Linked DNA regions of Homo sapiens: region 1 is linked to region 2. A link is a loop called in an ENCODE intact Hi-C map of the cell type or tissue named here. Cell type or tissue: PC-3. All regions are shown on one strand. Links, peaks and the distances in the headings refer to the core of each region. The heading gives the core; the rest is flanking DNA.

Evidence for each region. Peaks named below come from ENCODE experiments on the same cell type or tissue, not always from the same donor. Only the 100,000 strongest peaks of a DNase experiment are listed, where the experiment ranks them.
Region 1: it touches region 2 in a loop (2.8-fold over the local background); 18 of 110 quality-filtered maps call a loop at or near these places.

What each region holds. Positions count from the first base shown.
Region 1 is chr1:77,163,346-77,171,345 of GRCh38, forward strand. It overlaps PIGK (phosphatidylinositol glycan anchor biosynthesis class K), which reads right to left. Exons shown (of 11, transcript NM_005482.3): 4 at 5,915-6,050; 5 at 3,374-3,485; 6 at 501-597. Among named protein-coding and RNA genes, the nearest start is that of PIGK, 52 kb to the right of the region's middle. In PC-3, for the core only: no CTCF peak of the experiment used is centred there; no DNase peak of the experiment used is centred there; H3K27ac peaks cover 323 bases.
Region 2 is chr1:77,529,774-77,544,654 of GRCh38, forward strand. It overlaps AK5 (adenylate kinase 5), which reads left to right. Exons shown (of 14, transcript NM_174858.3): 13 at 6,074-6,265. Among named protein-coding and RNA genes, the nearest start is that of ZZZ3, 150 kb to the right of the region's middle. In PC-3, for the core only: no CTCF peak of the experiment used is centred there; DNase peaks (open chromatin) are centred at 7,218, 9,608, 10,158, 10,918 and 2 weaker places; H3K4me3 peaks cover 1,523 bases; H3K27ac peaks cover 5,634 bases.

The sequences.
Region 1 (8,000 bases), core at 1-8,000, 370 kb before region 2:
ACAGTCATATGCATGACAGCTTCCAACTAAAGAGATGCTTAGCAAGGGTTACTAACAATCATCCTTAATGTGAGTTGTTACAAATTTTATGCTAATCATAATTTCAGCGATTTTTTTTTCCATAGAAGAAATACGTCTATAACATTAGGGGCCAAAGAATGAGCTAGAAAGAATAGGTACAAGTTGAAAAATAAACAGATGTTCATAATCTCCATAATAATAGCTAACTTGGTTGGAGGGACACTTATTTCCTCTAAAAAAGATGCTAAATAACAAGAGATGGAATCTTAAAAGGTTAACTATTTCATGTTATAGAATAACTCTCAGTTTTTCTTTTAAAAACAACCCAGTTCAGAGGAAATAACAAATGTAAATTTAAAAGAGTCAAAGAAATTGTCAAAATAAGTTAAAAATCTTAAAAAATAAAAATTACAAATCTACGAACCATGTGAAAATTAGGTATGAATATAGCTTATGAAAAGAAGTAATTTGCTAATTACCGTCTTTTCTGCCACATTTGTTCAAAAGCATCCGCGAGTTCTATGTTGGTAATTTCTTCAGAATCTTGAAATTTTAAGAAACCATTTCCACCATGCCCTTGTATAAAGAGTAAAAAAGATCAATAGATTTTTTAATGCAAACTGCATATATCTAGATATATACATTTACTTCATTCATTACATTTTGACATCGCTTGTTATTTTATACTCTAAAATGTATACTATGAAAACAAACAAATTGAATTTTCTACTATGCCAATTAAAAAGAGAATGATAGACTATATAAAATAGCAGATATAATATCTTTAATAGGGTTTCTAATATTCAATTACAGAAACCTATATTTATGCTCTTCCACTGGCTCCATTATTATATCAGAAATGAGTTTCCATTCACAAAATGTTTCAAATACCAGGCAAACATTTTTGATGAGAAAGAAGCTGAAGACATTAGCTAGTCCCACATTTTTACTACAAGAGGTGGAGCAGAAGATTGTGCTATTTGTATGCAATCTAGAGGCAGGTTGCCTGGATTCAAATGGTAACTATGCCATGTTAGTTTAGGAAAATAATTTAATATTTCTATGCTTCAGTTTCCTCAGCCATAAAGTGAGAAATGTATCTGCAACACTATCATTAGCTTACTTATACAGTTGCTTTGCACAGGTTTTTAAAAGGTACTTTCAACTGGGCATGAAAGTAGAAAAAAAAAACTAGTCTCCTCACCTTCCTCTTGGATACATGCAGCCCTGCAGGCTTACAAGTGGTTAGTTGACTATGCCTTTGTGGGAGAAAAAAGTATCCCTCCCTTCCATTAGAATACAACCCTGTGGTAGGGCAGATCGCTTAGTAAGTGTAAGCACATACGAGATTTCAGTTCCCACTTAACACCCTGGCCAGATTCTTGGGTGCACTATACAACCCACACAACCACATACAGCAACCTTGAATATCGGCACCTAAGTCAATGCACTGCTGTGAGAATGAAATGAGTTAATAGCCACAATGATTTAGAATACTGCCTGACGTATACTATGCCTCCATAAATATTATTATCATATTATCATAATTATCAACGTTTTTATTCTCTTACAGACCCTGGCAACCTTCTACAAAAGATCAGGTAGTAAATATTTTTGGCTTGTGAGCCATATTGTCTCTAGCACAACTACTGAACTCTGCTGTGGTAGTATGGAAGCAGTCACAGAAACTGTGTAAACCAAATGGATGCAACTGTGTTTCAATAAAACTTCCAAAACAGGCAGCCAGTTCACAGGCCATAGTTTATCAAATCCTATCTTCAACTACTGGAATTTGTTCCAAGCCTGCAGTTACCCTGAAAGAGTTCCAACAGAATCAGGAAACAAACAAAAAATAATAATAATAAATCCTTTAGTTTAGTACATCAAATAAAGCTAAGCTACAAAAAACTGCACTTCATCTTGTTTGCCATAAAAGCTTGAAAATTCCTTGTAATTTTCAGATAAAGTAAAATAAAATTTTTCCTGGCTTCATTAACTCTATTGAGTTAATTTATAAAGTTTATAAATTAAGCCTTGAAAGTTATAAATAAATGCAACACGATAGAGAAAAGCCACTAAGTAGGGGTCATTAACTATGTTGACATGTGATATCTAAGAATCATTCTGCACCTGCTTTATCATCAGTTGAATGGAATGCCCTCCAAAAAATTTATAGAACATCTTTTGATTAACATCCATATTTACCGAATACTACTACAAGACAGGCAACTGGTGATAAAAAAAAAAAAAAGCAAGAAATATATAATCAATGACATCTTGGAATTCAAAATACAGTGAAGGCAACAGATACCCAAACAATAAAGTAATAGTAAGTTAAATGCTATGAAAGAAACTAAAAATTAACATGGGCATGCACAGAGGAAAGTCCAGACCAGCCAAGGAGAAGAGAAATATCTTTAGATAAGAAAAATGTAAGCTGTGTTATTCATACCAATTCTGAAGGAGAAAGCAGAAACTATTAATAATAACACTGGGACAACAGGTGTAAACTACAACTGTCCCAGGTAATTGGAAACATCAGTCACCCTAGACTTAGAAAGGAAGTCATGGAAGGGAGTGACTCCTGAGCTAAAACTAAAACCATATGGAATAATCAAGCAGGCAAAGTGGACTGAAAAGACGTCATAAGCAAATGCAAGAGCTTAAACAAATGTTTGAAGGACAGAACATTCAAGCTTGGAAGAGAATTAGAAAAAGTATTAAGAACTAAGACAAACTAAATAATATAGCTAAATCATTACATATATTATTATGTGTAATACATATGATAACTATATTATATTATGGTACACTTTATCTCCAATATTCCTCAAAGTATAATCAAAAGACTACTGTATCTCATATCTGAGGAGTATATCCACAATGCAATTTCATGAATCCCAACCCAGATGAAAATTAAGTAAGAATTCTAAAATAAGGCCTAAGTATCTACAGTTGGTAATCTTCATGTACAGCAAAATTTGAGATGGAAAACCATTATAAAGTTTTAAGCAGAAGAGGGACAGATTTGCAATTTCTATTAGACACTTTCACAGGATGATTAGCAGGAGAACAAAACTGAAGGATGCTGTAGCAGGATACCAAGCAAAAGGTGCTAAGTTTACCAAGTCAATAGTAAAAAAATATAGAGATAAGAAAATCAGGAACAGCACAAAATGTTATACTGTTTTCAGATATCATCTCAAATAGTTCTACATTATGGAAAATATAACTACATGAGAAACCATTTTAACCAAAAATCATTTCACGTGTTTAAATTTCTTTCCATTTGCCTTTCTTTTCAAAGAGTTTCAATATACTCTACTATAAAAACTCTAAATTATGAAATTACCTGTCATATAAATTAGAATATTGCTTCTGTCATCAGAAAGAAGACGTTTTGACCGAGGAGTACTAGGTGGGATCCTCCCAGTTAATACCCGTAAAAAATTCTCCACAGTTACCTAAGGGGGAAAAAACAAGAAAAATCAGATGAAATAAAACCTGGGAAATCTTGACAAATTACTTTTTACTTTCAAAAATGTTCATTGTTCTTTCTCCATATATTACTCAGCACCAACTGAAAATAAAACACCCAAAAATTATATAACTCAATTAAAATATATTCATTTAAACATATACCTCCAAGTAACTTTGTTACTATTTTTAAAAGTACTAAAAACTAACAAAGAAGGCAGGCCATGGTGGCTCATGCCTATCAACTCAGCACTTTGTGAGGCAAGGCAAGAGGACTGCTTGTGGGCAGGAGTTCAAGATCAGCCTAAGCAACATAGTGAGACCCCATTTCTATGCACACACACAAAAAATGTTTAAAATAGCCAGGTATGGTAACATGCTCCTGTAGTTCTAGCTACTCAGAAGGCTGAGGCAGAAGGCTCATTTGAGCCCAGGAGTTCACCACTGCACTCCAGCCTGGGCAAGAGAGCAAGACTATGTCTCTTAGAAAAAAACAAAAAACAAAAACAAGCAAAGTAAAACTACCTTGGAGAAAAATAAGTTCTGAATTTAAAACTTTAAATGCTATGTGAAGTGCTGCCTTTAAAAACTACTAAAAAGCTGCAAAATTATTTATCTGGCTGGGCATGATGGCTCACACCTGTAATTCCAACTTCTCAGGAGGCTGAGGCAGGAGGATCACCTGAGGCCAAGTGTTCAAAAACAGCCTGGACAACCTAGTAAGACCCCCATCTCTGGAAAAATAAAATAAATTAGCCAGGCAAGGTGGTGCACACCTGTAGTCCCTGCTACTCAGGAGGCTGAGGCAGGAGGATCACTTGAGCCCAGGAGTTCAAGGCTGCAGTGAGCTATGACATGGCCACTATACTCCTACCTGGGTGACAGAGCAAGACTCCAGCTCTAGCAAAATAAAAAATAAAAATTATTAATCCCTCTGCATAGGCAATTCTGTGGGAAGATACAAAATATAAGAATTTTTAAATAAATTCAACTACATTATTGCAGCTAATCTGTACAACTACTTAGTCAATTATAGATTAACCATGAAATAAAATAGTTCCATGTTCACTACCTGGGTGACAGGCTCAATCATACCCCAAACCTCAGCATCACACAATATACCTTTGTAACAAACCTGCACATATATCCCCTGAATTTAAAATAAAGGTTGAAAAAGAAAAAAAAAAAGTTCCATATATATTTCCCCAAAATTACGTATCTTTAATTTTTGAATGCACTTTGTTGCTCAGATTTTGTTAGTGGTATCTTTAACATGTAAAAAATTCATAACACTTTAAACGAGATTTTCCCAATCTAGAATTTCTATCCCTCTGGGATTCTTTGAAGGCATATTTAAAGTTATAGAGAGTAAAACACTGATTTAAAGCCAACAGCTGAGTCATATATTATGCATATCTACATTTAAAAAGTAGAAAATCTATCCAGTTTTCTTGTTCAACTATTTCCTAGAACATGAGTGTATAAATTGTATGTATACACATTTGTGCGTGTGTAAACTGTTTGATTTACATTTTTCCTGCAAGACAGCAAAATGCTAATTGTTTTAACAGGAATTCTTGTTGGCCAACAAGGAAGGAAAATGTTTGGCCTATATTTTCCTAAAATATGACTAAATAAACAAGTAAAAGGTTAAACATACATATTTAATTCAATGAGCCAACATTTTTGAGTGCCTAACACCAGGCTCTAGGTACTTGCCAGCTATATGATACATGAGACACAGGCCCTCTTAGCTTACAGTCTAGGAGGAGATAGATATGCTTTTAAAATTGCTTCAAAAGTGGTCTAGGAACACACAGGAAATTGTGTCTTACTTTTGGTAGGCTTGGTAAAAGGGGAAGGATTATCTAAGAAGACTTCATAAAAGAAGACTTCAAATATTAAGCGTATTCACAATCTTTTATATTTAAAATGAAGTTTCAAAGGGAGAAAATAGAGTATAATACCATTTTTTACATTTACATTTTTATTTCTTATCACATATTCATAAAAAACACTGGAAGTATATTGAAACTATAGTCACTATAGTTTTTCCACAATTAATACAATTACTAAAACTAATAAACTTGGAATTTTAGGTCAAATATGAAAAATACACATTTACTATAAAATATATTTACTGTAAAAGAAAGTTGACACAGGAAAACTCACTATAATACTCTAACATTGAAGCCAATATAAAGTTTTTCTGTCCTAGATAAAAACATAAAATGTTCATGTTTTAATATTTTACTTATATATCATTGCCTTAATATGAACTTCAGAGAAGTTACATCAAGGCTTCAGTGACAATTAAATTTAAAGAAAAATAATAAGACAATTTTATTCTGCCATTGTTTTAGAGCCTAAAAGTAACAATGCCATTTTAAAAATGTGGCTAGATTAAAGAATTTACCTCGTAACTTCTATAATCCACTTCCACATCATCTCCATACACATTTAGTTCCATATTCTTGTGACTAAACACTGTAGCTGGTTTGGGATTTCTAGGATTACAGGCCATATCATCTGCAAGCATTAGGACAATGTGACTAGGGAAAAAAAATCCAGTAAATATATAATTTAGATAAAAGGAAAAAGTTAAACACAAATTTATTTATATCATGTAGCTACTGTGTTCATTTTTCTCCTCCTTAAAAAAAAATTTTCAACTACATAGTTGAAGGCAATTTAATTATTTTTTTCATATCCTTGTGTACTATATATTTTAAAGTAGAGAAATTAGTGCAATCTGGCATAAAGTTATGAAGGCACTTTAATTATTTTTTTCATATCCTTGTGTGCGATACATTTTAAAGTAGAGAAATTGGCGCAATCTGGCATAAACTTATGAACAGAATTTCAAGTTACAATGTTTTTCTGAACAATGTATACTTTATGCCACATAGCAAAGGGAAGCTAAAGAAACTGTCTTCCTTAAGCATCAAAAATATTTTTTAGTAAAATTTTACATTCTCAAGACTTACAGAGTCCACGTTAAACTATGATGTCCCAAAGAATTTAACTTTCAGAATCCCAAATGCTTGAGTATAAAAACATGCAACTGATCAGCAAGTACAATCAGTTTAGCACAAGAGCACACCTCCAAGCCAATCACTCCTCACAAGATCCACAAATCCACTCCATTTCCCTAACACCAGCAACCACCATCTTCTGGCTAGATGCTGGAATAGCTCCCTACCTGGCATCCTGCTTCTACTCTCACCCTCTTTCAGTTCATTCTCCTAATAGCCCCCAGAGTGATCTTCCTTAAATAAGTCAAATTATTAAATGTTCCCACTTAAAAGTTTCCAAGGACTCCCCATTATATCTTTTTTTATTTTTATTTTTGTTCACCTGCAGTTCCATGCATCCCCATTGCATTTAGAGAGAAACTGCAACTCCTTACATCATCTAAAAGGCTCATATAATCTGGTCTCTGTCTCTCCAACTTCAGCCTCTACCACCCACATTCTCTATGCTACCTCCACACTGGCCTTTCTGTTCTTAGAATATGCCAAGCCTTTCCCACTTAAGTGGCTACTGACCAAATTTAGACTTCACTCCTCCCAGATCTTCATATAATTCCAGCCTTAGCTATGGTACTCTATCTTATTGTGTGTTTTATTTTCTTCAGGACATCTATGAATCTGAAATCCCCATCATCTCCTATCACCACCACCCCCATTAGGATATAAGCTCTCTGAGGGCAGGGGCTATATCTGTCCTGTTCACCACTGTATCACTCATACTACATACTAGGGCCTGACATACAGTATGTACTCAGTAAATAATTTTAAGTGAATGAAATGTTTTAATTTTTGCATATAATTTCTTTAGAAGGAAATAAAATCTCTCTTTGATACTTCTCATCTTCACTCTACCATTAAAACTGGTGAGTAACAATCAGGAAATTCTCCATTCTACCATATCTTGAGTTTCCCAAGCATAAGGGAAAAATTAATGTGGCATACGTAATTAGTTTGGCAGGAGACAGCAAGAAGAAAATGTTCTGCTACATATGTTCCAAATACATTAAAGTTCAAAACTGAAACATTATTTTTCTTGAAAATTGGCTAGATTTCTACTTTGAAAGTGTTCCAACCCTGTCACGTTCAAAGATCAGATCTTCAGCTGTTACTGATTCATTTTCACAGAATAGTGAGTCATTCCTCTTAAAACAGAAAATACATCTTCTCTTTTTTAAAACTTGAGATCATTAATTTACATTAAATAAATATCAATCATATATTCCTTTGTTAAACAAGACTGAATTGACCTCCAAATGGCAATATAAAAATGAATATTTCTGGCCAGGCACAGTGGCTCACGCCTGTAATCCCAGCACTTTGGGAGGCTGAGGCGGGCGGATCACGAGGTCAGGAGATCGAGACCATCCTGGTTAACACAGTGAAACCCTGTCTCTACTAAAAATACAAAAAAATTAGCCGGGCATGGTGGCAGGCGCCTGTAGTCCCAGCTACTCCAGAGGCTGAGGCAGG
Region 2 (14,881 bases), core at 6,882-14,881:
TCATATTAACAGAAGTCATATTAATGGAAGTCATATTAACAGAAATCATATTAATGGAAGTCATATTAACAGAAGTCATATTAATAGAAGTAGAATGCATGGGTTTGCTCTTGGCTTTTCCCTCCCAAAAGACTCTTAGCTGAAATTCTGCCTTTAGCCAGAATATGTACATAACTCTCGTGGAGGTGGGAATGATGGCTTCACAGTGATCCCTCTGCCTTACTACTCTCAACTATCTCATGACACTTCATTGACAGAACCAGTGTTTCTGTTTATAAGTGTATTCTAATCTTCAGAATGAGCTCTTAACACACACACACGTGCACATATGCACACATACACAAAGTTTGAGTCTGGCCAAGGGAATGTCCAGTTGGTGTGTTCTAGTTGTTTAGAATTGTGGGGAGCCCTGGAGGCCACATAGGATTTTTCACTTGAGATGTTTCTGCTCTCTTCTGATTCCCGGTTCACTGCAGAACTTAGAGCTGCGTAATGGTGTGTGGGGGGAGAAGTTATATATCAATTGAGTAGTATTACTATCATTAGGGTTGTGTATTCAGGAATGCTGGAATGACCCAGATATTCCTCCTCTAGTGAGGTTCCCCCAAGGGGACATACCTCAAGGTGAGAGCAAATGAGAAATAGGCATGCCACTTTCTTTTCAGCCAGGGCCCTTTCCTGCCAGCACAGGGAGACTCTGGTAAACATGCTGTAGCATGCGACTTAGGCTAAAAGCCTGAGTGAGGCCGCTGACTCTTTCTAGACCTAAATCTGACCAGTGGGATACTTTACAGGTCAAAAGGATGACTATGTTGCAAAGCCCACCTTAAATAACATTAGCTCCCATTTATGTAGTGTTTGAAGTGAGTCAGGCGCTTTACATGTACAAACTCATTTAACCCTCACAATAGTCCTGTGAGTCAAATACTATTATTATCCTCATTTTTAAATGAGGAAACTGAGGCATACACCAAGAATAAGATAGTTGTTATTCTCAACAAAGAGTTCCTGGATGGCATGGAGAGCTCCTGCCCACTGGTAAACGTGGCCTAACCCCCATTCTGACTTAATCAGAAGAAAACTAAGGTGGGGGTGGAGTCAGAGGGCAGGAGGGCAAACTTCTCCTCCCGCTCCACTTGCTGGAATGACCAAAGCAAAACCATGATCACAGTCCACAATGCTCATGTCCTTGTGCTGGTGGGCTGCCCTCATGCCCTGAGGGGTGCAAGGATGAGTGTGGTCCTGTGTCCGGAAATGGTGGGTTCTTGGTCTCACTGACTTAAAGAATGAAGCCGTGGACCCTCGCGGTGAGTGTTACCATTCTTAAAGGCAGCGTGTCCGGAGTTTGTTCCTTCTGATGTTCGGATGTGTTCGGAGTTTATTCCTTCTGGTGGGTTCGTGGTCTCGCTGGCTCAGGAGTGAAGCTGCAGACCTTCGCAGTGTTACAGCTCATAAAGGCAGTGTGGACCCAAAGAGTGAGCAGTAGCAAGATTTACCGCAAAGAGCAAAAGAACAAAGCTTCCACAGTGTGGACGGGGACCCCAGCGGGTTGCCACTGCAGGCTAGGATCTGGCCCCACCCACATCCTGCTGATTGGTCCATTTTACAGAGAGCTGATTGGTCCGTTTTGACAGGGTGCTGATTGGTGCGTTTACAATCCCTGAGCTAGACACAAGTTTTCCAAGTCCCCACCAGGGTAGCTAGATACAGAGTGTGGACACAAAGGTTCTCCAAGTCCCCACCAGAGTAGCTAGATACAGAGTGTTGATTGGTGCATTCACAAACCCTGAGCTATCCACAGGGTGCTGATTGGTGTGTTTACAAACCTTGAGCTAGATACAGAGTGCCGATTGGTGTATTTACAATCCCTTAGCTAGACATAAAGGTTCTCCAAGTCCCCACCAGACTCAGGAGCCCAGCTGGCTTCACCCAGTGGATCCTGCACTGGGCCACAGGTGGAGCTGCCTGCCAGTCCCGCGCCCTGCGCCCGCACTCCTCAGGGTGGATGGGACTGGGCGCCGTGGAGCAGGGGGCTGCGCTCGTCGGGGAGGCTGGTGCCGCGCAGGAGACCAGGGGGAGGTGGGGGGGAAGGCTCAGGCATGGCGGGGGCTGCAGGTCCCGAGCCCTGCCCCGCGGGGAGGCAGCTAAGGCCCGGCGAGAAATCGAGCACAGCAGCTGCTGGCCCAGGTGCTAAGCCCCTCACTGCCTGCGGCCATCCGGCCGGCCGGCCGGCCGCTCCGAGTGCGGGGCTCGCGGAATCCACGCCCACCTGGAGCTCTGCGCACGCGCCTGCAAGCGCTGCGCACAGTCCCGGTTCCCGCCTGCGCCTCTCCCTCCACACCTCCCTGCAAGCTAAGGAAGCCGGCTCCGGCCTTGGGCAGCCCAGAAAGGGGCTCCCACAGTGCAGCGGCGGGCTGAAGGGCTCCTCAAGCGCGGCCAGAGTGGGCGCCAAGGCGGAGGAGGCGCTGACATCGAGCGGGGGCTGTGAGGGCTGCCAGCATGCTGTCACCTCTCAGTCCCACTAGATCCCAAGAGGCAGCAGAGGCAGCTTCTGAAAAATAAAATAAGTGAGTAGGCACCCCACCCCACTCGCTCCCTTTCCCACGGCCCCACCCCCCTCTCCTGGTTCCATTTGGCCCACTCAGCTTCTTGCCCAAACTTCATTCTGAAGGCGTTGGCTCTCTCCATCAGGGTGAGGTCACCAAGCTTTGGGGTTACATGTATCTGCTTCAGGCCTGTCACTCACTAGTCCCTAGTGACCTTGGGAAGGTTAACCTCTGAGGGCCTCCATTTCCTCATCCTTAAAGTGGGAATAATCATACTTCCCGGCAAGAGCGCCAGAGGGCTTATGGGATGGCTGTTTGTAAAGCCCTTAGCACAGTGAAGCATAGCCAGCTGCTGAAATGTTGCTGATGGCATCTCAGCAGCCCTTCCAAGGGCACTTGTGCTCTAACTAAGGTCCCCTGAAAACCAAAGGCCATGGAGAATCCGGTGAGGCTGGTGCCAGAGCCCCAGGGTGCCAGCAGGGTGATGTTGGGGGCAGGCCAATGTCCCCAAGTCTCTGATTCATTCAGCCAAGGGCAGAGTTCTCTGCTCGTCTGCTTACTTGATGTTGAAGACTAACCACAGTCCGGTGAAAACAAGAGCAGAGCTAGGAACCAGACAGCTACTCCAAGGGACTTTCTAATGATACATAGCGAAGCATTTTGAAAAAAATTAGATGGTATCTCATTGAAACATTTCAAAAAATTTTAGGTATTAAAAACAAATGGTTCAGGTCACTTCCAAATAGAATAACTGATCGATAGCTTTTTATATAGGAAGAGAGTGCTGATTCCAGGAGAGAGAGGTTAGGTCAAACCCCCTAGTTTTGGCACAGGAAAATGGCTTGTCAGAGTAGCTTCTCAAACTATGATGCTGTGAAGACTCACTTAGGGATCTGGTTAAGATGCAGACTCTAGGCTGGGTGCGGTGGCTCACACCTGTAATCCCAGTACTTTGAGAGGCTGAGGTGGGTGGATCACTTGAGGTCAGGAGTTCATGACCAGCCTGGCCACCATGGTGAAACCCCGTCTCTACTAAAAATACAAAAATTAGCCGGGTGTGGTGGTGCACACCTGTAATCCCAGCTACTTGGGAGGCTAAGACAGGAGGATTGCTTGAACCTGGGAGGCAGAGGTTGCAGTGATCACATCACTGCACTCCAGCCTAGGCTGCAGAGCAAGACTCTGTCACCAAAAAAAAAAAAAAAAAAAAAAAAAACAGATTCTGCTTCAGCAGGTCGCGTGTTGTGCCTGAGAGTCTATATTTCTAACAAGCTTCCAAATGACATGCTGCTGGTCCGTGGGCCACACTTTGGGAATCAGTGTGGAAGAAAAAGCTACCTCTCTGCCCCGTGCTTATTTTGGTCTAAAAGGTCATTTGCTGCCGGCTCCTGCTCAGTGACATATAATCTCTGTTTGTACCTGTGTCCCTGAATTATCTTTCCTGTCCCCACAAATGGCCTGAAAATAACCCCACAATTGGAAAAATCGCCTGGCTGTCTCATGCAACCCTAACCCAAAGTTGTTTCAGGGAGAACATTAAGCCGCCTCCCAAGCTCGCCCTCTGCTGGTGAACAAGGGTCATTTTTTTCCTAAACCCTCACCCAGCCTTTCTTGCTGCACAAATGCTCTTTTTTTTTTTCCTTCCAATTAATACAGACAGAAAAGTCGCATGACCTATTCCAGAGGTTTATTGCACTGTTGTCGATTTTGGAGAATGTTTCCACTCTGTTCCTTAAAGTACACCCCTCAGAGGAGGTAGATAAATGTTTGACCAACACTGTCTGGCAACTCACGATATTACGAGTTCTCCGTGTTGCCTAAACATCCTCTTCTTGACTGAACTTTGTTCTCATCCCACCCCACACACTTTCTACAGTGGTGGCAAGCCTTCATTTACTCACAGCTCGAATGTGGCAAGGTCAGGGGGAGTAATGGTTTCCTCTGATCCAGGGTTGGAGGAGGATGCAAAGTAAGCATGTCCCAGAGACAAAAGAACATTTAAGAGAAGGATATGGAGATGGGGAGACTCATAACACAGATCATACCACCATCACTCATTCATTAAAACATTTCTTCATCACCTACTGTGTGCAAGACTTGGGACTAGGAGCAGAGAATTCTTAATCCCTGCACACGGGGAACCTAAGCCTCATAGAGGAAATAAGCGTAACAGTGAATCGTTAGTGAGTGTCTGCTGTATGCCAAGGAGCATACGTATGTTACCTTATTTAATTTTATTTCATCCTCACAGCAATCCTATGATCATCCTCATTGTATGAATGAGAAGACTCAGATGCAGAGAAGTTGAGTCAGACTTCTAGTTAATGAGGAAGTCAGTTTAAATGAACAATATGTAAGTCTGGCACAGTGGCATGTGTGTGTAGCCCCAGCTACTCCGGAAGCTGAGGCAAGAGGATCACTTGAGTTCAGGAGTTCAAGACTGTATAGTGCACTATAATTATGCCATGAATAGCCATTGCACTCCAGCCTGGGCATCAGAGCGAGACCCCATCTCTTACAAAAGAAAAGAAAATAAAAACTTTAAAGAACAATTTGTTATTATCTCTCGTGGTTCTGGAAGTTATGGGGCTCAGCGGGCTGGTTCTCACTTGGGGTTCCTTATGCAATTGCACTCAGACAGTGGCTGGGGCTGAGATCCATGTCTGGAGCCAGGGCTGGGATATCTAAAACAGTTGGGGGCTGGTAGGGCATCTCCGTCCACATGGCCTCTCCACATGGCTAACTTGGGCTTCCTCTCAGCCTGGCAGTCTCAGGATAGTTGGACATCTTAGATGGCAGCGGACTCCCCACTGCAGCAAGTGTTCCACAAAACCAGACAGAAACTGCAAACTTTCTTGTGACCTAGACTCTAAAAGCATGGACATTATTTCCGCTACAGTCTGTTGGTCAAAATAGTTACAGGTCAGATTCAAGGTGTTTCTGTGTCTCAGTGGGAGAGTAGCTTACAAGTAAAGTGAGATAACGAATTGATGAAGCCCATCCTGGAGACAAGTCATGACACCAGGGTTTGACCCTAAGCAGCCTGATTCCAGCCTCTGTGTGCTAAAGCATTATGCCCCACTCACCTGACACAGTACAGGCACAGCCACAGAATGCCACCTGTGGCTGTTATATCACGGTGGCTTGAAGGAGAAGTGATTAGCTGTGCCTCAGGTGGTCAGGAAAGGCTTCACATTAGAGGAAACACCCCCTCACACATACATACTCCTTTCTTCTCAGTGCAGAAGAAGACAGACAGTGGCTGCAGTGGGTGGCATATACTCGTCTGCATCACGTGAGGTGGCCTAAAAGCTGAGGGCAAGAGACAGCTCTGAGGCAGTGTGTAGAAGGGAACTGACCTGGAAGGGGGGAGCTATGGAGTCCAGTCCCAGCTGCACCATAGTGTAATGCTGGGACCTTGAAGGGAACCAGAAGGCCAAGAAAGGAAAAACCAGAGGCCCTGGGCCTTTCCAGAACATCAGCAGGGTGAGGTTTCTGACTGTGTTGTGCTCCACTCCCATCTCCAGATTGGAGACCCACAGTTGGTGATCTGTATGGACTGCTCGGCAGACACCATGACCAACCGCCTTCTCCAAAGGAGCCGGAGCAGCCTGCCTGTGGACGACACCACCAAGACCATCGCCAAGCGCCTAGAAGCCTACTACCGAGCGTCCATCCCCGTGATCGCCTACTACGAGACAAAAACACAGCTACACAAGGCGAGTCACTTCACTTTCTCCTCTGAAATGAGCCGCTTACCTTTTTTTTTTTTTTCCAAGAAAAGAGAAAAAGCTGAGAACATTTTAGTTAAGGGATCTGGGAATTAGAACTCTGTGCAGCTGCAGCACTGGGGCCAAAAGGCCCAGCACAGTGGCTTATGCCTGTAATCCCAACACTGTGGGAAGTCAAGGCGGGTGTATTGCTTGAGCCCAGGAGTTCAAGACCAGCCTAAGCAACATAGTGAGACCCCTGCCTCTGCAAAAAATTAGCTGGGTATGGTGGCACATGCCTATAATCCCAGCTACTCAAGAGGCTGACGTGGGAGGATTGCTTGAGCCCCAGAGGTGGAGGCTGTAGTGAGCTGAGATTGTGCCACTACACTCCAGCCTGGGCAACAGAGCAAGACCCTGTCTCAAAGAAAACAACAACAAGAATTTGGACCAAATTATGAATCCCTTACTCTTCACTTCTATTTCAATCAAAATTAAATATCTGTCGTCATATAGACCATAAAAAGGTGGTCATATAATTTTCACAGATCCCCTTATAGTTGCTGAAAACAACTCCTTTTTCCCAAAAAAGAGAGAGAGGGAGAGAGGAAGGGAAGAAGGCAGGGAGGGAGGGAGGCATAGATGAGACGTAGGCTCTGCCACTGACTCTGGACTGTGAGATTATTCACTAGAGCTAAGATTCAATGACTTTGAATTTCTATAATTTTACATCGTTCACAATTGGCTCTTGGCTCCTTTGCCTCAATTTCTTGTGATAACCAACATTTTTAGAAGAAGCTGCATATGGGGCCAGGAGAGCAGGTAATTAAGTAAAACAATGAAGATAGTGTGAGGAAATGAGTGTATCAACCTAGTGATCATGAGCTCTCTGCTGAGTCACCATCAGTTTTATGAATTTGGGAAAACTGCCCAGTCCTCATCCTTCCACTCATCCCATAACTATGTATCAGGAACCCATAGTCCATCAATTGCACTAGTGGTTTGGATGCAAATAAATAAGATTCTTGAATCCTTGCAAAGCTTAGGGTTTCAGTAGGAGAGAGAGACAAACGTGTGATCACACAATGAGATCAAAGCAAGCACAGAATGTGTGGCAAGGGCCCTTTCCTCCAGTGTAAGGGGAAAGGAAAGGATCCAGGAAGGTGGCCTGAGGAGGACTCGGCTGAGTCTCTGAAGCGGGGGTGCACGCCACACCAGAGAAGCCCCAAGTGGAGAAGGTCAGGAAAACCAAGTAACTCCACGAGGCTGTGACATAAAGTGCCAAGGAAAAGAGGGTTAAGAGATGGAGATGGAGAGGCAAGCAAGGACTAGATCAAGATGGATCATATGTAGGAGCAAATAATTGTCCTCTGAGTGATGGGAACTACCAAAGGGGCAGGAATAATCAGGATTTCAATCTAGAAAGCTCAATCCATCATCCTTATGGGGAATGGATGCAAGAAGGTAAGGCTAGGAGACCACTGAGAGGCTAGAACAGTATCCAGGAACAAATCCATAAGGATGACAGAGTGAGCTTTTGTCCAGGAACAAAATCCTGAGTACTCGAACTGGAGAAGGGAGAGTGGGATCTCTTGCTGTTCACAGGATAAGAGACATCATCAATAAATAACAAACTTGTCTCTGAGGAAGCTACATTACTGATTCCTTGGGGGAAAACCATTGATAATGAATTCTTATCTTCTAACTCTGTTAATGGTCCGCTTTCCAGAATCCTAAGAAACACTGGGTATAGAAGTCTGAAAGATGCCTCTGCATTTAACTGAGTGTCAAATATGTGGCATGAGAGACATAATCCCCTACTTCCACATCCATGGCCATTGCTAGTTGATCCCAGCACTGTTTCTCAGTCAGCAGGTGTGGCCTGAGAATGTTTGTCAACACAGCACTCCAGGCAGCTACTGCCAATTAATAGGACTTGATGTGCAACCTGAGACTTATTTGTTGTGCTTTATATAACCTCTGGCTGCCACATTTTAAAAATAAAGACTTCGATCTTTAATAACAGGGCCAAGTGCAATGGCTCACACCCGTTATCCCAGTTCTTTGGGAGGCCAAGACAGGAGGATTACTTGAGTCCAGGAGTTTGAAGACCAGCCTAGGCAACATTTCGAGACCCTGTCTCTCCAAAAAATGCAAAAATTAACTGGACTTGGTGGTATATGCCTGCAGTCCCAGCTACTTGGGAGACTGAAATGGGAGGATCACTTGAGCCTGGGAGGTCAAGGCTGCAGTTTGCCATGATCGCACCACTGCACTCCAGCCTGGGCAACAGAGCAAGACTGTCTCTCAAAAAAAAACAACAACAACAACAAAAAAAAAAAACATAAACAAAAGTGTTTTTGTTATATAAGAGCAATGTCTTAAGAATTCAGGGCTGCAAAGGCCTTTCCAAAATTAGATTGTCTAGTGATTTCCACCTTTTGAGCAGCCTGGAACATTAAAAAAAAAAAAAATCCTGGTGTGGTGGCGCGTGCCTGTAATCCCAGCTACTCAGGATGCTAAGGCAGAAGAATTGCTTGAACCCAGGAGACAGAGGTTGCAGTGAGCTGAAATCACACCACTGCACTCCAGCCTGGGTGACAGAGAGTCCCTGTCTCAAAAAATAAAAAAAAAAATTAAAAAAAAGAAAGGTATTTCTTCCACTTTTAAGATTTGTAAAGGTGGGAAAATTCCTAAGTAATTCAGGATTTAACCACTTTTAGAGTTGGAAAATCCCTCTTAGCTCTCTGTTGTATTATTCCAACCTGAATTCTACAAACTCACAAATGACTGCTCGTGAGTACAGGGTTGAGTTCTCAGACAAATCTGATTTCTGGAATCTTCCTTAGAGCTTTCTAAGTTAGTGGTGTCCAAAAGACCAGATTACAACACATTTAAAGATCTTCATTGGCTTTTATTCATGATTCTAGAATTGGGCAGACCTCAGGACCAGAAAAATGTTTGAAGAATAAGCCACATGGTCAAGCAATATTTATGTTTAGAAAACAGAAGTGAGGAACTGAGGTTAATTAGTTACAGCCTTATGTGAATCAGCTGGCTACCTACTATTGACTTAAGCTCAGCTGCTGGAACTACCAAAACTCAGCCATCTGTTACAGTGTGTACATCCAAGTTGTTTGTTTCATTTAGCACGGATGACTCCACGTTGGTTCGGCCTGTTGGGCCCAGAACGGGAGCCTAGTCCAAACCAATGGCCTCCTACAAATTTTATTTAATGGTGGAAAAGAGGTTTGCAGTCCCCTGGCTCATCTCTTCAACTTCCCCTGCATTTTGGAGATGCTGGCTGCTGGGTGCGTGGTGAGGTAACATTATGATCCACTGCACAAATATGTAAAACCTCTCCAGCCCGGACTGCAGAGCAGCGTGAGCTTCAGCCTTCAGGACTCCCAGAGAGTCTCAGGGAGGCTGCTTCATCCCACTGCCCCTGCCCAGGGCCATCCCCTACCCACACAGCTGCAAAGATGAACAGTCCTCCCTACACACCTAGCATAGAAACAGTGTGTGCTGGGCCCAGGAAGCTGAGATTTGTCTGCAGGTACCCGTGGGGTTTGCCAGTAGCTAGGGTGACAAGAGCGGGGACTGCAGGAGAAGCAGGGGAGGGGACAGGATTGTTTGCCGCTGGAGAGGGAGAAAGCCACTGGCCCACTCTGTTGTCTGGCCTCTGGGTTTTTGCCCAGTCCTCCTGCATCAGCTTAATCTCCCTTGGTTCCTAAGTAACAGCTTGTGGCCTGCTCCTGTGATGCTGTTTGGATTGTTTGCCCCTCCTCCCTGTTGTTTTACTGGACCCAAGACAGGGCTGCTCACCCAAGAGGACCTCTGGGTCACTTAAGGAGCTTTCTTAAAACTAGGTGGGGCTGGTGAATGCACTTCAAGAAAGCAAGTGAGATGAATCAGCAGTTCTGTGAGATTTATTTAGGAATTAAAGCCACAGGGGGGGCCAACCCATGCAGCCCACAAATAGGCCACAAGCACCGCCCTCAGGCCTCTACCCAGCAATGCTGACATTGAACCCATCATCTGACACCCTCCATCCCCCACTCCATGACAAGTCAGCCCTTTGGCCACCAGCTAGCTAAGGAAAGTGCAGCAAAATTTCAAACAAAGATAATTTTTAAAGCAAAGCAGAATTTATACAGCCACTCCCTTATTCTTTATGTCATCATAATGCCATCCTTGTACAATAAAGTTAGAACTTCTTGTAACGTGCACACCAGAGATGGAAGTACATGTGATACAGGTGTATCCCTTTCTGCCTGTTTTTCTCCCTCTCATAAAGCAGAGGTTTGCCCTGCATCTGAGAAAGAATTAGAACAGAACTTTCCTCCATTTCATTCCCCACCTCACTACACTTGGGCCAGGCAGCGTTCGCCAGTCATGGCACTTCCTACCAAGTCTGAATGCTGTCTCAGAAACTTGCTCAACACAGCCGTATGGACCATCACCCCCAACTGACTAGAATTAGCCTACAAGAAGAAGTTTTCTTTCACCTTAGTGAGATAATTTATTATGGCCATAAGTAACTGAAATGTAGCATTTGGGGATGAAAAGCACAGTTACCAGCCAAAGACTCCCTGGGGGATGGCGGGGGGAATATGGGCCTGTGCATCAGAAAGCCCCAGGCACACTTTCATCAACTTCGGTGAGTCATTTTACTGCTTCACCTCTCAGTTCTTCTTCCTAAAGTGGATAGAACACGATCTACTAGAATTGACCAAGTCTATTATTATAAAAGTAACACATACTTGCTTTATAAAATATAGAAAACTGGTCAGGTGTGGTGGCACATGTCTATAATCACAGCAGTTTGGGAAGCCAAGGAGAGTGTGGGTCACTGGAGCTTAGGAGTTTTTTTTTGTTTGTTTCTTTTTTTTTTAGAGATGGAGTCTCGCTCTGTCACCCAGGCTGGAATGCAATGGCGCAATCTTGGCTCACTGCAACCTCCACCTCCTGGGTTCAAGCCATTCTTCTGCCTCAGCCTCATGAGTAGCTGGGATTACAGGCACCCACCACCACACCCAGCTAATGTTTTGTATTTTTATTAGAGATGGGGTTTCTCTTATGTTGGCCAGGCTGGTCTCGAACTCCTGACCTTGTGATCTGCCTGCCTTGGCCTCCCAAGGTGCTGGGATTACAGGCGTGAGCTACCACGCCCAGCCAGGAGCCTAGGAGTTCTTGACTATCTTGGGCAACATGGCAAAACCCATCTCTACAAAAAATACAAAAGTTAGCCAGGCGTGGTGGAACACATCTGTGGTCACAGCCACTCAGGGGACTAAGGTGGGAGGATTATTTGAGCCCAGGAGGTTGAGGCTGCAGTGAACCAAGATAGTGCCACTGCACTCAACTGGCGAGATCCTGTTTCCAAAAAAAGAAAAAAGAAACAAAGAAAATGTAGAAAACTAGGTAGTCCCACCACTCAGAGGCAAACATTGTGGGGCGTTTTCACCACATCTTTTTGCTGTGAATTTTAAAAACATGATTGTGATTGTAGGTAATACTGAGCCAGACTCTGTGGTTGTAGGTAGCAGGTGCCAACTCCCGCTGGCCTAACCTGAAACACAGAACTTCATTATAAGGTTAGAAGACTCAAGGCTGAGGCACAGCAGGCCCTAGAAGGCGTGTGGGATCAGGCCTAAAAGGCTCACAGTGCTCCCTACTGCTTCACAAACACCGTTTCCTTCTCTCTAAGCTGGGTTTTTTTTCTTTCTCTGGCTTATAAGCCAGAATATGCCCACCTGACAGCTTTCGCATTTGCACATTACCACGGCACTCTGATTCCCAGCTCCAGATTCCTGAGAGAAATGATGTGGTTGGCCTTGCTTTGCTCAGGGTCTCCTTGGCTCTCTTAGCTGTGGACAGGCAGCTGGGGTCACAGGGGGCTTTTTTATTTTTTTCTGTACTTTATTGAGTGCATATGGTATGTGTGGGACACGACACTTGGTGCTGGGGACACAGCAGTCAACGTGACAAAGCCCCTCACTGAAAAGAGAAAAACAGGCCAGGCACGGTGGCTCACACCTGTAATCCCAGCCCTTTGGGAGGCCAAAGCAGGCAGATCACAAGGTCGGCAGTTCGAGACCAGCCTGGCCAACATGGCAAATGTCTCTACTAAAAATATAAAAATTCGCTAGACGTGGTGGTGCGCATATGTAATCCCAGCTACTGAGGAGGCTGAGGCACGAGAATTACTTGAACCTGGGAGGCGGAGGTTGCGGTAAGCCAAGATCACACCACTGCACTCTGGCCTGGATGACAAAACGAGACTCGGTCTCAAAAAAAAAGAGCAAAACCGTATACAAGAAAATAAAGCAACCACTAACAAGTTCTGTGGATAAAACAAAACAGAATGCATTGTTGGGAGTGAGCACTGTGGGCAGCTGTTTGGAAAGTCTGAGGAGGTAGCATTTGAATTAGGACCTGACTGATATAAACATGGTTACCTGGGACTCTTCCCTGTGAAGCAGATGGAGGACAAGGAATACCCAGAGAGAAGGGCTCGTTGTGAGCTGAGAGAAACCACAGAAATAGCTATCTCAAGTGGCATAGGCAGAATTGTATCAAATGATATTTAAAGCCTCTTTTTTTCCTAAGTATAAGTAACAACTACACATTGTTTAAAAAAGAAACAAACTAGAAAATTTAAGACTATAAAGGTAAACATTAAAATTATTGAGAATTATTCCACCCAAAGATAATCACCAATGAACATTATGATATATTTCCGTACATTTTGGTTTTTTTCCATTTTTATATACATTTTGTTCATGGCATAATTAGCCCAGAAACACCCCAGGCCATAGATGAAGAGGGCCTGGTAACAGATTATTTCTGTCCCTGCGTTATTTGCTACTCTTAACTGATTAAAAAAATAAAAAGAGAGCCCAGTGACTCATTAAACATGAGTTTTGCAGACAGACAATCAAGTTCCTTGGCAACTCTGCTTTTGTAGAGGAGATAATAAGCTTTTTTCCTCAGCAATTCTGCTGCTGCAGTGTCTCAACTTTGTAAATAGTTTGACCGTTTCCATTAGGTCCTGAAATGCAATGGTCCACATTGTTCTGGTCACCATGCTGTCAGGAGAAGCCCTATGAATTGAGGCAAGAAGAGTGAGAAGTTTCTGCAGTTTCTGGTATTACTGAGGAAAGTGGAAGCAGAAGGTACCATAAGGTCACATTTCACCGCTTGGTTGCAAAATCTACTGGGTAATTCATAACTGACTGGATCCCCAAGTTTGGAGTCTAACACAAGTAAAGGAAAACCCAAAATTACTTGTATACCTTGAATTCTCTGTACTAAATTCTTAATTTTGATTCTTCTTTCAGTTGGCTAAAGTAACTCAACTAATTTTGAGTTCAATTTCTCATTGAATATCTGAGAATGCCATTATAGTGGCTTCACACACAAATGACAGTTTGACTGGACATAATTTAAGTCATAATAATTATTTTTCTACCAAAAGTCAGTAAACATTGCTCTATTTTTTTTTTATTGTTTGTTTTGAGACAGGGTCTCTCTGTGTTGCCTAGTCGGGTTTGCAGTGGTGCAATTACGGCTCATTGCAGCCTCAACTTCCCTGGGCCCAAGTAATACTCCCACTTCAGCCTCTCAAGTAGCTGGGACCATAGACATGAACCACTGGCGATAGGGAGCAGTCCAAGTTTTCAGAATTCTTGTGACTATTCTCATTTATGGGGGTCTTCAGGAGTATTTTCGTAGGAAGCTGGGAAGCTGTATTGGGATGCTGGCCAGATTCCATGCGAGGTAAGAGCAGGGACAATGGAGGGAATATTTTCCATCTCCGGTTAGTTGAATCTGCAGGTGCAGAACTTTGGATACAGAGAGTAGACTGTATATATTTATGTGTGTATGTGAGAGTACACACACACACACACACACACAGTCATGCATCATTTAACAGTAAGGATACGATCTGAGAAATGCATCATTAAGCAATTTTGTCATTGTGCAAACATCAGAGAGTGTACTAACACAAACCTAGATGGTATAGCCTACTACACACGACAGCCTGTCACTGTATTGAATACTGTGGGAATTGTAAGACAATGGTAACCATTTGTGTATCTAAACATATCAAAATATGGCAAAGATACAGTAAGAATACAGAATAAAAAATTTCAGTGGTAAACTTGCTGTATAGAGTGTTTACCATGAATCCAGCTTTCAGGACTGGAAGGTGCTCTGGATGAGTCACTGAGTGAATGTGAAGGCCTAGGATGTTACTGTATACTACTGTAGGCTTTATAAATGCTGTACAGTTAGGCTATGCTACATTTGTAAAATATTTTTCTTTCTTCAATAATAACTTTGGCTTACTATAACCTTTTTACTTTATAAGCTTTTAAAATTTTTTCACTTTTGACCGTTTCATAGAACTTAGTTTAAAACACAAACACATTGTACAGACGTACATAAATATTTTTTCTTTATATCCTTATTCTATGTTTTTTTCTATTTTAAAAAAAGTCTTTTTTTTTTTACTTTTTAAGCTTTTTTTCTTAAAAACTGAGATGGAGACACACACATTCGCCTAGGCCTGCCTACACAGGGTTAGAATCATCATGCCACTGTCTTTACCTCCGTATC